Regions from separate parts of the Homo sapiens genome. Here all the other regions are linked to region 2. The links are chromatin contacts, found by Hi-C or POLR2A ChIA-PET in ENCODE. All regions are on one chromosome and are shown on one strand. Each heading gives the region's core, a stretch centred on a gene start or an enhancer-like site at or near the end of the contact. The rest is flanking DNA. Distances are from core to core; before and after follow the strand shown. Region 1 holds the start of COPS3 (COP9 signalosome subunit 3). Region 2 holds the start of SREBF1 (sterol regulatory element binding transcription factor 1). Region 3 holds the start of MPRIP (myosin phosphatase Rho interacting protein). Region 4 holds the start of NT5M (5',3'-nucleotidase, mitochondrial).

What was found. Hi-C counts contacts between places; a loop is a spot of excess contacts on that map. ChIA-PET counts read pairs that join two places held with the same protein, here RNA polymerase II (POLR2A). Pooled maps may share reads with other maps.
Region 1: a map of B cell shows a loop between it and region 2 (21-fold over the local background). The contact joins the promoter of COPS3 here to the promoter of SREBF1 in region 2. A Hi-C loop is called at or near these places in 1 of 168 maps with a recorded cell type or tissue (B cell), 2 of 37 single-sample maps with no recorded cell type and 8 of 50 pooled maps. POLR2A ChIA-PET finds 5 or more read pairs at or near these places in 5 of 52 experiments (MCF 10A, WTC11, activated CD4-positive, alpha-beta T cell and 2 more).
Region 3: a loop to region 2 is called in a pooled map, with 5 times the contacts of the local background. The contact joins the promoter of MPRIP here to the promoter of SREBF1 in region 2. A Hi-C loop is called at or near these places in 3 of 37 single-sample maps with no recorded cell type and 14 of 50 pooled maps. POLR2A ChIA-PET finds 5 or more read pairs at or near these places in 1 of 52 experiments (GM12878).
Region 4: a pooled map shows a loop between it and region 2 (4-fold over the local background). The contact joins the promoter of NT5M here to the promoter of SREBF1 in region 2. A Hi-C loop is called at or near these places in 2 of 37 single-sample maps with no recorded cell type and 7 of 50 pooled maps. POLR2A ChIA-PET finds 5 or more read pairs at or near these places in 4 of 52 experiments (MCF 10A, WTC11, activated CD4-positive, alpha-beta T cell and 1 more).

The regions. Positions count from the first base shown.
Region 1 is chr17:17,279,129-17,282,823 of GRCh38, forward strand. COPS3 (COP9 signalosome subunit 3) reads right to left here and starts at 2,118. Exons shown (of 12, transcript NM_003653.4): 1 at 2,004-2,118. The coding sequence starts at 2,058. RefSeq lists enhancers at 1,506-1,565, 2,216-2,315 and a silencer at 1,756-1,995.
Region 2 is chr17:17,834,468-17,838,440 of GRCh38, forward strand. SREBF1 (sterol regulatory element binding transcription factor 1) reads right to left here and starts at 2,519. Exons shown (of 19, transcript NM_004176.5): 1 at 2,260-2,519. The coding sequence starts at 2,350. RefSeq lists enhancers at 1,394-2,295, 2,296-3,198, 3,199-3,973 and silencers at 1,898-2,177, 2,368-2,527.
Region 3 is chr17:17,041,207-17,044,819 of GRCh38, forward strand. MPRIP (myosin phosphatase Rho interacting protein) reads left to right here and starts at 1,251. Exons shown (of 24, transcript NM_001364716.4): 1 at 1,251-1,765. The coding sequence starts at 1,643. It overlaps LOC124903938 (a long non-coding RNA gene), which reads right to left and starts at 1,119. Exons shown (of 3, transcript XR_007065644.1): 1 at 1,065-1,119; 2 at 575-702. RefSeq lists silencers at 816-1,275, 2,949-3,243 and an enhancer at 1,938-3,137.
Region 4 is chr17:17,301,691-17,305,158 of GRCh38, forward strand. It overlaps NT5M (5',3'-nucleotidase, mitochondrial), which reads left to right and starts at 1,683. Exons shown (of 5, transcript NM_020201.4): 1 at 1,683-2,127. The coding sequence starts at 1,861. RefSeq lists silencers at 1,613-1,782, 1,833-1,932, 2,063-2,252.

The sequences.
Region 1 (3,695 bases), core at 868-3,367, 560 kb before region 2:
CTCCCAAAGTGCTGGAATTACAGGAGTGAGCCACTGCGCCTGGCCTGAAACTCAAAGATTTCCTATCCAGTGAGTGTGAGGCACAGTAGCCGACAGCAATGAAAGTTACCATATTTATCTCTGTCTAGCAGACTGTTCCTATAGCATCCTATAACCTGAAGACCACAACAGCCCTAGTTCTGTTTTGTAATTAAGAAAATTGGCCCAGGGAAATTAAGTGGTTCACCCAAGAAGTGACCGCGACAGGATTTCAACCTGAAGCTTCTAACTACACTACACCCCAGGAAGGAGAACACTAAGTATTTGTCGAATAAATTAACAAACCAGTGGTTCCTTTATTCATAGAAAAGGCAAGCCTGTGCCTTCCCTGTGAACCTCATTTCTATTAATAAAAAGGAAAAAGAGGAAGAATTCTTATTAAGTGCAGCTCCATATCAGACCATTTGTCTTACACCAGTGAGGTAAAAGCACCCCTCCATTTTTACAATGGAGATGCAAAAGACTCAGAGATTAAAGGTTATTTGTCCAAGGTCAAGCAGCTCCTAGAACTTTGCAATTAATGACGGTAACAATAATTTGCAGCTATATTTATTGCACCCCTTATGACAGGCACTGTTCCAACTGCTTTTACATGGTTTCTCTCATTGAATCTTCACAACTCTACATAAACTAGGGACTTATTTTGCAGACGAAGAAACTGAAGCACGGGATAGTTAAAAGGGCCTTCACAGCCAGCATCTAATCATTCGAATTTCAGGTCCAGAATTCGGTACATTCATACGCAATGAATGAACCAAACAACCTGGAAAGTGCGAGTAAAATCATCACAATTCTACCCCTAGAAATGGAGTCCTGGCCGGGCGCAGTGGCTCACGCCTGTAATCCTAGCACTTTGGGAGGCCGAGGTGGGCGGATCACTTCAGGTGAGGAGTTCGAAACCAGCTTGGCCAACATGGTAAAAACCCCATCTCTATTAAAAATACGAAAAAATTAGCCGCGTGGGCTGGCCGCGGTGGCTCATGCCTGTAATCCCAGCACTTTGGGAGGCCGAGGCCAGTGGATCACCTGAGATCAAGGTTCGAGACCAGCCAGGCCAACATGGTGAAACCCTGTCTCTACTAAAAATACAAAAATTAGCCGGGCAGGCGCCTGTAATCCCAGCTACTCGGGAGGCTGAGACAGGAGAATCGCTTGAACCTCGAAGGCGAAGGTTGAGGTGAGCCGAGACCGCGCCACTGCACTCCAGCCTGGGAGACAGTGAGACTCCGTCTCAAAAAAAAAAAAAGCCGTGTGAGCTGGCGGGCGCCTGTAATCTCAGCTACTCGGGAGGCTGAGACAGGAGAATCGCTTGAAGCCGGGAGGCTGAGGTTGCAGTGAGCCGAGATCGCGCCACTGCACTCCAGCCTCGGCTAAAAAAAAACAAAGAAGAAGAAATGGAGTCCTACGAGCGAGAGCTTCCGCAGCATTCTGTAGGACCAAAATAGGCGCACAGGTTCCCGAGCGTGCGCCGCCTGGCAGCGGAGGAGCTGGCAGAGGCGAGCCATAGAGCCAAGACACCCAGAACGGACTCGCCTCCCGCCCGCTCCCGGCGGCCTAGTCAGCAAGCTGCGGATCGGCGGCAAAGATGACATGGCGGTGCGCCAATCACCGAAGGCAAGAGAGACAGAAGGAACCAATAGTCGCCCGAGATGGCTCCTGGCGGAAGTCACGCCCCCAAACTGTCAAGCAAAGCGCCCGGTGGAAGGGGCCCAGGCCGGGGGGAGGGGGCTCCCGGCGGCCCGAGGGAGGGGAGGCCGGCCGGCGAGGACAGCGGAGCGCGAGGGGGCTGCCTACACTCGGCCGCGCTCGATCCTGCCCTGATCTAAACGCCGCAACCCCAAGCCCGGCCCCGGAGAAGAGTCTCAGGACTAAAAGGGCTGTTCCAGCCGTCCGTGCTGGCGCCTGGGGATCCAGGCCAGTTCCCGGTACCCGCCCATGCCCAGCCCGGCGGCCTAGGGCGTTACCTTGAGCTGAGAGCTGTCGGACACTGTTCACGAACTGCTCCAGGGCAGACGCCATGTTTTCCCCCGGGCGGCCCGAGCGGCGAAGGCAGCACGCGCGGGAAAAGGCTGCCGCTCTGGGAGGAGGGGCCGCGGCGATCCACCTGAGGTCCTCGCGAGCGGCGACGTCACTTCCGCTGGTTCAAGCACCGCGAGACTATACCTAGCTGCCCACCCGTTACTGTTTCCATGGAAACAGCCTGAATTCGCCGTAGCCGGAAATTAGTGTTCCATAGTCCCCTGCATCTTTATTCACTGCACTTCTGAAATCCCTCCGCAGGTTAAATGGGGATAGTGGGCAAAAGAAGGAAGGAAACTCATAATTAAGCAAGTATTTTCTGGTTCTGGATTTTGCTAGAGAGGCCCTGCGGTTTTCCACCTGGACAGATACTTCAATGAAGCACAACTTCGTTGCCACGTCTCCCGTGAGGTTTTCCCCGTGATATTAGACTCTGGAGCCAAGCAGCCTGGGTTCAACTGCCTTTTCTACCACTTAGTAGCTGTGTGACGTTGAGCGGGTCACTTGACTGTCGTGTGCATTGTTTTCCCCATCTGTAAAATCTTAGTGTCCTTAACCACGTAAAACACTTAGGACAGTGCATAGGACGTAGGGAGAACTATAGTTATTCATTCAAGGTGTACGTTGAATGAATCGATCCCTTCCCTGCAAAAAATAAATAAATAAGTAACACCACACACAGAAAGTGAATTGATTTTTCCCATCTGGGATTGATGTCTCCCTCCTCCGCTTGTCGCCTAAAGCACTTTGTTCTTCTCATGTTGCACTTCTACTCTGTTACAGAAATGTGTCTCTATAGTCCATGTGATATCTGTAAACCAAAAATAAAAGTCTAAGCCCCCCAACTGACTGGTGGACCCTATCTGAAGCCAAGGACATTCCAATTTATCCTGAAAAACTAGTTCAGGCCATGATGGGAAGTGGTAGTCAGACATGCCTCACAAACATCAACACAGAGACCTTAAGACTGGTAGACTCAAGACTGATAAGAAATATTTACAATCTATTCTGTCTGAATAGCAGGCTACCTGGAAGCCTCATCTGCATGATAAAACCTTGGTCTCCACAACCCCTTATAATCATAACCCAGATATTTCTTTCTATTTACTTCCAGGTCTTTAGATAATAACTCTTTCAACCAATTACCAATCAAAAAATCTTTAAGTCTACCTATAAGGTAGAAGCCCCCCACTGCCCCGAGTTAGCCCGTCTTTCCGATCCTAACCAACGTACATCTTACATGTATTGATCGATGACTCATGTCTCCCTAAAATGTATAAAACCAAACTGTACCCGCACCTTGGGCACATGTCCTGAGGAGCTCCTGAGGCCGTGTTATCATCGCATCCTTCACCTTGGCAATATAAACTTTCTCGATTGAGACTGGTCTCAGATACTTTTGGTTTACGGATCCATTGCTTCTAACTGGCATGGAGTTCCTTAAGGTCAAGCATTTCTCTTACTAACCTTGGTTCCCCTTTAGGGCCCAGCATAGGATTTGCTGCATAGTAGGGACTGAGAAAATAAACATGCATTTTAAAATTTTATCCAACATATGTTTACTGACACTTACAATGTGTTGTACCAGGCACTAGAAATACAGTGGTAGTAAAAACAGTCTTGGGGCCTGGTGCAGT
Region 2 (3,973 bases), core at 1,269-3,768:
AAGAAAAACAGGAAGTTTGAATAAAAACTGAAAAATCCTCTACTGAAGTGGGTAAAGCTGAGCCCTGCCTAGTGAGAAGGGGCTGCCCCCAGTCTTCAAGGGGCTGGGACTGCCCCCACTCTCTCATAGACTAGACCTTGGGCCACATGGCTGCCCATGCCTGGCCTTTGGTTCTGGAGAGACAATGTTTTTATCCATGAGTCAGTAAGAAAGGTCTGTATCAGACCTCTGGCCCAGACCAGATTCTGTCAGTAAGAAAGGTCTGGGCTGGGAGCGGTGGCTCACACCTGTAATCCCAGCACTTTGGGAGGCTGAGGCGGGCGGATCACAAGGTCAGGAGATCGAGACCATCCTGGCTAGCACAGTGAAACCCCGTCTCTACTAAAAATACAAAAAATTAGCCAGGCGTGGTGGCTGGCGCCTGTAGTCCCAGCTACTTGGGAGACTAAGGCAGGAGAATGGCGTGAACCCAGGAGGAGGAGCTTGCAGTGAGCCAAAATTGCGCCACTGCAGAAAACAAACAAACAAACAAACAAAGGTCTGTATCAGACCTGTGGCCCAGAACGGGTTCTGTTGTCCAACTTGCCCATGAAGGGAGGGTTTGCATCATTTTTCTGGAGGTGGAAACTAAGGTTTAGAGGGTGAGAGGGCTTGAGCAGGATGACAAAGGAAGTGAGGAGTGTCCAGGTTCAAGTTCTGACCCCAAAGCGCATGTCCTCCTGGCTTGGTCACGTTGCCTCTTGGGACTACACTCACTGGGCCCAGTGATGTGGAACTGGTAGTTGAGTCAGGCCCAGATCTCCCTAGGGCTTGGGATTTCAGGGTTCATCACTCCAGAGGGCAGTGAAGGACAACCCCTCGTGCCAGGGATAGGGGAGGCTGTTTTGGAAAAGCCTCACAATCAGGGCCTCTCCTCTGGGGTCCTCCCCTAGCCCAGCCCCAGGGGGAAGGAGGGAGGGCTGGGAAGCTTCTGGGGCTGGCAACCAGCTGGGCTCATCTGCAAGGCTGCAGTAGGGCAGGAGTGGTGGTGGCATAGATATATCTGTTTTGCCAACCCCAGGGTGGCCACGGGTTCCATGGACATGTCCATTCAGGCTGTGAGTCTAGGCATCTTGTTCCTGCGACCTTGGCCTCAGTTTCCTCATCAACCAAGTGCAACTTAGCTAGTGCTGCTAAAACTCCTGCACAGAAACCATGCAGGCAATTTGCTAGGGGCTTCCGTTTGCTCTATCTACAAAATGGAAGCAACGGGCCTCCTAATTGGCACTTGGTGCCACCATTGGCCCCAAACCCCTTCTCATCACAGCCAGGGTGATGCTCCAAAGATGGAAGCCGGTGCCACTGTTCTGCTCCGCCCTTTCCCTGGCCGACCAAGTCGGTTTGCGTCCTCCTCCTCCCTGACCTCACTCCTTTGCAAGCCTCTAACTCCTCACACTTAGGCCCTGCCTCGAGGCCTTTGCCCTTCCCTTGCCGTGGCCTGGAAAACATCTTTCCTTGCTGGTCCTGGGGGTGACCCTCAGGTCTCAGCTTAGAAGTCCCTGACCGCTCTACCCAAAGTAGCCACATCCCTGCCCTCCCCCAGCCTCGCTCCACCCAAGGTACAACTAAATACCCGTTTGGTTTCCCGGGAGATTTTTGTGTTCCCTAAAAGAGGGGGTACCCAGGTCTGTCTGTAAACCCTCGGTGCCTAAGACGGGGCCTGGCATTCGGTGGATGTCAGTGAATGAGTGCGGAGGCTGTGCCCGTCGCAGACCGGGAGAACCCGACACGAGGCGGGGGAAGGGCGCGAGGCAGCGCCCATGCGCATGCGCAAGAGCTCCGACGCCGAGCTGAACTCTCGGGCCGGAGGGAATGACCGTGAGTAACCTCGCAATTACGTCACGGCTGGGGCTGGGGCGGAGCTTCGGCGACGCCTGGGTCCCCAGCTTCAGCCGTGGCCATCACAGGGCTGGAGAGTCACCGGTCGGGCGGCACCCGGCCTGGGACGCGTAGAGGCGCACGTGTCCCGGCCCGGAGCCGCCAAGGGACCCCGGCCCGGCCCAGGAGCCCTCACCCACAAGCGCGCGGCCCGAGACGCTAGCGCGGGAACCAGGGAGGCTCGGTGAGGCTCGGGACACCGAGCTCAGAGACACCGGGAAGTCCCGCGCGAGCACAGCACGGAGCTGGCGCCCGTGGGGGAGACAAAGGCCAGGGAGACACCTGCGCGCCCCCTACTCGCGCCACCCGGCGCAGCTTCAAGCCCTGCCCGCCCTGACGCACCTTCGATGTCGGTCAGCAGCGCCGCGTCCAGATCGCACGGCTCGCCCAGCGCCTGCTCCAAAGCCGCCTCGCTGAAGGGTGGCTCGTCCATGGCGCAGCCGCCTCCTCCGGGAGGCCCGCCGGGCCCGCCGCCTCGTACGGCCCTTCCTAGGGAGCGCCGCCGCGGCCCCGGCTCTCAGTCGCCGCCGCCGCTCCGCGCGTTCGTGTCCTGCCCTGGCCTCAGAGGCGGCCCGGCGCCGGCGAAAAGTTCCTCGGAAACTGGGTTCCCCCGGCCGCAGCTCTGCTGGGCGGTCGAGGCGGAGGCGGGGCCTTTCGGGGAGGACCCGCCCTCCCAGATAGACGGCCCCGCCCCACCTTGAGAGAGCGGGGGACCCCTGATCCCCGGTCTGCGCCACAAATCTCCCCTCAGCCGGCCCCTCCTCCAGAGCGCCCTCCAGTCATTCATTTTATCCAGCCTCGCGCACAATGGCAGCGGCCTCTGGCCGGCTGCTGCGGGAACGCGGGCAAGCCGAGCCCCCTCTCTGGGCCTCTGTTTCTCCAGCACCAAGCAAGGAAGCCGAGTGGAAGCCCCAGGCCTGGGCCCATCCCAAACTTCATTTCCTCATTTCCTAGATTTGACTCTTTAGAACAAGACAGACCAGGATCCAAGTTATAGGGGTCCCAGGCCTGCTGTGTTGTGAGCAGGCCTGATGTAACTGCTGGGCCAGTTACATCACTCTGCCTCAATTTTCCTCATTTGTAACATGGGCCTAATGATGCTTTCTCACGGGCAGGCTGGGAGGCTAGTGACAATGTGGAGGGGAGCATGACCTGTGAGATCAGCCTGCCCCCTCTCTGCAAAGAAACCAGAAGATTGGCCTCTTGAGGACAGGAGTGGCCAAAGAAAGAGGCTGGAATTTCGTCATCTGGTTTCCTCCCAGATCCAGCTGTAGGGATAGGATACCAGTGGGCCCAGTGCAGCTCCTGAAGGAGGAAGCCAGTACCCAAGGAAGACTGGCCCCAGGGCTGTCTGACCCCAGATTTGGCACTTATTCCCAGGAGCAGCCAGGATAGGGGCCGCAAGGAAGAGGTAGCTGTGCTTTAGATCAGAGCCAGGCTGCCCTGGATCATCACAAGCTGGGACTAGATCAGAGCAGGCAGCCCTGTTGAGAAGAGGGCTGGAAACCGAACCTGGTTCTGTGGCCTAGGGACAGAGCCAGGTGGGGCAGGAAGGAGGGAAGGGGTCCCAATGAGGTGGGTTGAAATAAACCAGAATTAACATTCAGGAATCTGAATGTGATAAGGCAGTGAGCTCCCTGTCCCCAGAGGTATGCAAGCAGAGAGAAGCACCCTTGGTGGAGGGCAGTCCAGGAAACTCATCAGGGGCCTGGGCCTCAGGCCTTCCCGACCCCAGACCTTCATAAGTCAAGCCATCCTGCAGACTGCCTTGCTCAAACTCCAGATATAGCCTATCTGGCCACGCCCTAAGCAGGAGTAACATTCATGATGCATTTTAGAAGGGGTGTGTGGGGGAGAGAAGCCACAGAGCCCAAGTCCCTGGGGCTCAGCCTGGACATCCAGCTCCCTTTGTTCCTCTCCCAGAAGTGGCTGCGGTGGAAAATTACCCAGAATAGCGGCGCCAGAAGTCATAGGGGTCGCCAAACCACATCTCCCCAAGTAGCCCTGCTCAAGGGTCCACCCAGGACCCACTCCCTCCAGATGAACAACTGCTGGA
Region 3 (3,613 bases), core at 1-2,500, 790 kb before region 2:
ACCAGATGATCCGTGGAAAAGTACACAGCTCTGGAAGCATTTGCTACTTCTCCTCCTAAAACCTCCTCCATTCCCTGAGCGACAGCTGCTGTGGCTGCCACTACCACATGCTCCAATGTCACCTCCTCCGTGAAGGCTGGGTTAGCTCACCCCCCTGTTTAAAGACTCACCATGACTCCCAGCTGCCAGTGGGATGACATGTGCACGCCTGGGCTTGGAATACAAGGCCTGGGTGATAGAGCCCTCTTCCAATCCCTCTTGCTCCTTCTTCCCCTATCTCCACTTCCAGCCACACTCAACCCTCTCACTGTCCACTTAAACTTCCCCTCCTCCTTGAAGCCACCCGAATTTTTCTAAAGAGCGCATTTCTCCCCTCTCTGGGCTCCTGCAACCTTCTGCCTGAGCCTTTGACAGCCTTTTCCAGGTTGTCTTTTGGCCAGGAGGCTGGACAATGGAGGACGGGAGTGACAGCTCGGCCCCTTCCTAGCAGAGTGATCCTACACAAATTACTCCAGGTGTCTGACCCTTCATTTCCTCAAGCACATCATGGGGGAAAGAATGCCTAGCTCAGCACCTGGCAGAGAGTCAGCCTTCGCTCATCTCCCCTAATGGAGCTGACAGCTCTTCAAGTCCGCTGACATCTTCTCTTAGTCATCCCTTGAAATACTACCCGCTGTTACTTCTCTGCTCCTCAGTCTCCTCCTATGTAAAATGGGGATGAGAAAGGAGAGGTTGCGAACCTTTAATGAGCGAGCCCTTGGAGTATCCAGCCCTTCCCGACGCTAACTGACTCCTACGAGGGGGCCTGGTACACAGTAGGTGCTAAACTAATCCTCTCCGAGCTGGGCTTGGGGAAGATGCCTCCGTTGGGTGTACAGCGTGGGCGCGGGAAGGCGAGCCTGGGAGCGAGGGGGTTGCAGAGAGGCAGCCTGAGGTCGGCTCCGCCTTCCCCCGCATCCCCCGCCCGGGCCCTGCAGCTGTCAGCCCGGCCGGCCTCGGCGCCAGTCCACCAAACCTGAACGTCCCATGCCGGCGCCCCCACCTTCCCGGCCTGCACAACTTACCTTGCGCTCGGCGGCCCTCGGTCCCGCCCCCGACTGCCATTGGCCCAGAGGTTCCTTTGTTAGCGAGAGCGCGCCAACCCCATTGGCCGGTGGGGCTGCCGATCGCGTCGGGCGCGGCCCCGCCCCGTACGCCCCGGCACCTCCCCGCGCCCGGCCGCCCGCCCGCCCGCCCGCCCGCCCGCCCCCGTAGTGCGTGAGGCGCTCCGGTCCCATTTGCAGCGGCCGCGGGGCGCCGAGGGCAGCTGCGGCGGCGCGGACGAGCCGGGACGGCGGCGACCGGAGCCTGAGAGGCGGGCCGCAGCGGGAAGCAGCGGGCCCGAGGCCGCGTCCATGGGCCCGCGGCGGCCGGGCGGCGGCGGTGCGGGCGGGAGCTGGGCGTCGCGCGCGCTGTGAGGCCCGGGCGGCTCAGGAGCCTCGGCGCGTGCAGCGAACCGCCCGCCGGGAAGGAGGCCGGGCCGGGCCTGCGGCGGGGCCGGCGAGGGATGCGGCGCGGCCGCGCTGAGCCCCTAGCCCGCCGGGAGCGCCAGGCCGGCCAGGCCTGCGCCGCCGCCGCCGCCGCCGTCGCCGCCGCGCCGACCATGTCGGCAGCCAAGGAGAACCCGTGCAGGAAATTCCAGGCCAACATCTTCAACAAGAGCAAGTGTCAGAACTGCTTCAAGCCCCGCGAGTCGCATCTGCTCAACGACGAGGACCTGACGCAGGTGAGCGACTGGGGCCGGCCCGGACACCTCCGTTCTGGGAGCCGCGGGTCGGCGGCCGGGGCGCCGCCAAGGGCTGCAGGGAAAATAAAAATGGAGCAGGGAAATGCGCGAGTCCTGGGGCATGGGGACGGGGACGGGAAGTGCATTGACAGAGCTGGGACAAAGGGAAAATCCTCGAGTATGCCGAAAAATAACATCCTTTCCCGTTCCCATTGCCCGGCTGTGTGATTCATGCTTTTTGGGTGACTCAAAAGTGCCTGGTTTCGCTTAGTAGGAACAAAGCGCTTAGGGATTGCATGCCGCTTGACGGGACCCCCCTGAGATTCTGGCTTGGGACTGGACTTGGATTTGTCCAGCCAGAGTGGCCCAGGGGTCGGATTGTTGGGGAGGACTGTGGGCTTCCGTCTAGTGGGACGCAGCCTGCCCCGATTCTGAATCATCGTCACTGTCAAGCACTGGAGAGAGGTGAAGGGGTGTCCAAATCTGGCGAGGAGGGTCTTGTTCTTGAACTTAGTTTGGCAGGCCGTAGTTTAGCGGGGAGCTGGGACCAGTTCCCTGGTCACTGGCCGAGGGGTGAGGAGACCTGTGGGTCCTCGGGAAAGTTGATTTCTGTCTCCCAGCCTTAACTGTCAAACAGGGCTTTGAACTAGTTATGACTCCCAAACGTGCATTAGAGTCATAGCCATTAAACACAGAGTTCTGGGGCCCCCGCCCTGGAGTGACTGGGGAGATGGGGAATTTGTATTGATGAAAGGCTCCAAGAGGCTTGGCTGCAGCCCCCATGGCCCTTGGGAACCCCTGCAGTGATTGCTGTTTGAACTCCTAGTGTTCCAGGATTCCGAGCCTTGTGTGCACCTCCTTGGGATGTGCCTCGGTACCCTCCCCACGGCCATCATCTCCATCCTCTTCAGAGCTTTCTCTCAGCCTCCTGAATGAAGCCAGGGGAAGTCCCTTCACATTCCAGTCCAGTGTGACCTAGTTGTAGCCACTCCTGTCGCAGAAGAACCCCTTAGACTGAAAACGAGTGAACGGGCCTGGTTGTTTTTAATGCCACTTCAGTGCACCCAGGGTTTGACTTGTTTACATGGCCGACTGGAGTAGGGTGGTGGGGCAGGGGTTACGGCCTGGGGCACGGGGCCTTTCTCTGAGGTCAGGTTTCCAACTGCCAGGAAAAGATTCCTTTCATCTAAACCCCAAAAGCTTAACGAAACACTCAAGGCTGCAAAGTCATAGATGGTTAAGATACCAAGGGTTTTAAGGACGGTCAGCTTGGGACGGATAGAACTCATTTACCTCGGAGGGTGTTTTGGAGTGTAAAGGAGAACTTGATTCCTTCTTCTCATCTGGATGCTTTTTTGGATGAAACAGTTTATGCGATGAGGAGTTGTTAGGAGACTTTGCTTCAGGTCTTGGCTGTCACTTCCAGCTGTGTGACCTTGAACAAATCCCTTTACTTCTGTATCTTTTAATTTCCTTATCTGTAAATTGGGAATCCTGGTCCCTGGCTTACCTCCTTCACTGAGCATTTGTGAAAAGCAAGAAATGATATTTTATGAAACTTTTTTCTCTTACAATTTAACAAACCAAAAAAACCTGCCACTTTAAGAAGTTTCTGGGCAAGGGTTGTTCTGAGAGAGGTTTGTAAGTTTCCTGGTTATTCTAAGCAACTGTCAAAATTGGTAAATTTACACCTCATAGGGGCTGTTTTCGAATTCTTAAGCTTAGATAAACTAGGATGGAATCTGCATGTTTGAGTCCAATCTGCTAAGATTTTTTTTAATCTGTTGATTATTAATTGGATTCACGGGGAGAGGCAAACTTAAAATACTGTACTCTCACTGTATTCAA
Region 4 (3,468 bases), core at 433-2,932, 530 kb before region 2:
CTTGTCTGCCTACCCCATTCTTCCTGGATGCAGGACAAGAACTCGGGACCTGCCAAATGGTGGGGCTAAAAGAGCTGTAACACAGGCTGGGTGCAGTGGCTCACGCCTTTAATCCCAGCACTTTGGGAGGCCGAGGGGGGTGGGGCGGATCACCTGAGGTCAGGAGTTTGAGGCCAGCCTGGCCAACATGGTGAAACCCTGTCTCTACTAAAAATACAAAAATCGGCCGGGTGCGGTGGCTCACACCTGTAACCCCGGCACTTTGGGAGGCCGAGGCGGGCAGATCACAAGGTCAGGAGTTGGAGATCAGCCTGGCTAACATAGTGAAACCCTGTCTCTACTAAAAATGCAAAAAAGCTGGGTGTGGTGGTGGGCGCCTGTAATCCCAGCCACTTGGGAGGCTGAGGCAGGGGAATCGCTTGAACCTGGGAGGTGGAGGTTGCAGTGAGCCGAGATCCTGCCACTGCACTCCAGCCTGGGCAACAAGAGCAAGACTCCCTATCAAGAAAAAAAAAAAAAAAAGGGAGAGAATGTGGTACATATATACCATAGAATACTTCACAGTCATAAAAAAAGAATAAGATCATGTCTTTTGCAGCCATATGGATGGAGCTGGAGACAATTATCCTAAGCAAACACAGGAACAGAAAATTAAATACCTCATGCTCTCACTTAAAAGCGGGAACTAAACATTAAGTAAACATGGACGTAATGATGGGGACAACAGACACGGTGACCTACTTGAGGGTGGAGAGTGGGAGGAGGGTGAGGATGGAAAAACTACCTATCAGGAACTACGCTTATTACCTGGGTAATAATAATCTGTACACTAAACCCCCAAGACAGTCAATTTATATAACAAATCTGCACATGTATCCCTGTACTTAAAAGTTGAAAAGAGGCCGGGCGCGGTGGCTCACGCCTGTAATCCCAGCACTTTGGGAGGCTGAGGTGGGAGGATCGTTTGAGCCCAACATAGGAAGACTCCTGTCTCAAAAAAAAAAAAAAAAAAAAAAAAATTACCAGGGTGTGGTGGCAGGCCCCTGTGGTCCCAGCTACTCAGGAGGCAGAAGCAGGACGATCCCTTGGGCCCAGAAACTCAAGGCTGCAGGGAACCGAGATCATGCCACTGCTTCCACCCTGGGTAACAGAGCAAGACCCCGTCTCCAAAAAAAAAAAAAAAAAAAAGCAATACAGGGGTACTTAATATTTATTCATATATTTACCTGAGAATCATCAGTTTTACTAAGGCTGTATGATGTTAGCAGATATTGGTTCTATCAGTCTCTCCGCAGACATTTGCTGTAAATAAAGCAGAGAGGCTTTCAGAGTGCACCCTGTTTTTGTTCCTCCATCCTGTTGTCTGGATCCCCTTCTAAAACGTAAGTTCCAGGATGGCAGGAACTTTGTCTATTTGGTTCACACTCGACACAGTTAGTGCTCAAAAATGTCTAACGACACAGGCCTGCTTCTCGGTTTGCACTGCTCCTCCATGGTAGTCTGTGCAGTGGGAGAAGGCAGCCCGGGCCCAGGGTCCACGGAGAAGACGCAAATCGACAGCGCGGGAGCGCGGACCTTCTGGAGGCGCGCGGCGCTTACCGCTGTCCGTCCTCGAAGCCCCGCCCCGGGGCTCCGCCTCCGCCGGCGCGTGTTCCTTTAGGGACCGCGCGCGCCGCGGCCTCGCTCTGGGGCCGGTACTTGCGCGCCCGCACCCCGCGCTCCCCGCCCCGCTCCCCGTCCCGCGCTCCACGCGCGCCCCAGCGTTGGGGGCTTCTCCTCCGCGGCGGGAATGTCTGGCCGGCTCCGGCAGCACGGCGCGGCCCAGGTCCCCGCGCCCACGACGGGCCAGCGCGCTGGGCCATGATCCGGCTGGGCGGCTGGTGTGCGCGGCGGCTCTGCAGCGCGGCGGTTCCCGCGGGGCGGCGCGGGGCGGCGGGCGGGCTGGGCCTGGCGGGAGGCCGCGCCCTACGGGTGCTGGTGGACATGGACGGCGTGCTGGCTGACTTCGAGGGCGGATTCCTCAGGAAGTTCCGCGCGCGCTTTCCCGACCAGCCCTTCATCGCGCTGGAGGACCGGCGCGGCTTCTGGGTGTCGGAGCAGTACGGCCGCCTGCGGCCAGGGCTGAGCGTGAGCGTCCCCGCCCCGCCCCGCGCCGGGCCTCCTTCTCGCCCCGAGCCCCAGACACCGCCCCTGCGCCGGTGACCTTGGACGGTCAGCGCCCCAGCCTCGGGGTGGCCCTCTGATAGAATAGGGTCTGGGGGGGACTAGGGGCCACAGCGCACCGGGAAGATGCGGCCCCGCGCTCAGGATCTGTTGGCTGCCATCCAAGGTTTCTGAAAATGCGGGAGAGTACAAAGTGTTAATATACCTAACTCTGCATTTAAAGCTGACTTCAAAATTTGTGGCATATTTGGCCTCAAGTCGTTTGTTAAATTTTTAGAAAAATAAACGTTATAAGTTGTCCTCTTTCACCCCGACCGCAGTCACATTCCCACTTCTTTGTCCCCAGGACTTTGATGGGTGTCTTTACCCATCTTTTTTACTGTTGTCCATGAAAGCATAGCTTCCAGGGGTATTTGAGGCCCAGAGAGGTTGTGTGACTTTCTGGGGGTCACACAGTGAGTCAGTGGTCCAGGTGAGGTGGGATCCACCTCATGTCTTATCCCCTTGCAGAGCTGGCCTTGCTGAACACCTGAGCTCAACCCCTACCATCCGACTCCCGAGGTGTTCTGTCCAGGATGGATAGAGGGGAAAGATCCAAGGAGGGACGTTTACACACAGATCTTGGTTGGTAAATTTGAAGTATTTTGCAAAAGGAACAGGGGATTTTGGTATGCACAAAATTAAAGAGGCTGAGTGTTTTTTGGCATCCCTTGATTGGCCACCTAGGGTTGCTGCTGGAGGGTTTGATAAAGAGGAGAAGGAAGTTACAAGAGCCCGTTTTTTAGCCACAAGTTCACTGCATCCTCTCTTTTGTTGGGTAGATATTATTATCTCTGTTTTCCAGATGAGGAAACTTGCCCCAAGTCACATGCTGCTCAGGGGCTCAGTCAGGACTCAAACCCAAGTCTGTCTGCCTCCCAAGCACAGTTAGTGCTCCCCACTCCACAGTCCTGTTCTCTGTACTACTGTCTCTAACAAGTGACATTTCTTCTGACATCAGAAAGATGCCTCATCAGTAATGTGGTTTGTTGAGGGACAGGTGTTAAAAAAGGAAACCAAGTACCGTTTGTCTCCATCAACACCAGGCACTTCAGAAGGTGACTTTCACAGAGCCCAGTGTGCTGAGCTCTTCTACAGCGGATGCCTAATGATAAACTTTAAACTGGAGAAAATGCCCTGGTACTTTCTGCAGCCTCAGGAATAGGCTCCAGTGTGTGGCGAGTGTTCATTTATAGGCAGCGCTCGGCATGGGGAGTCTGGACACCATATATCCGCCCGGGAGTGTATTAACGTGGAAACCAAGCC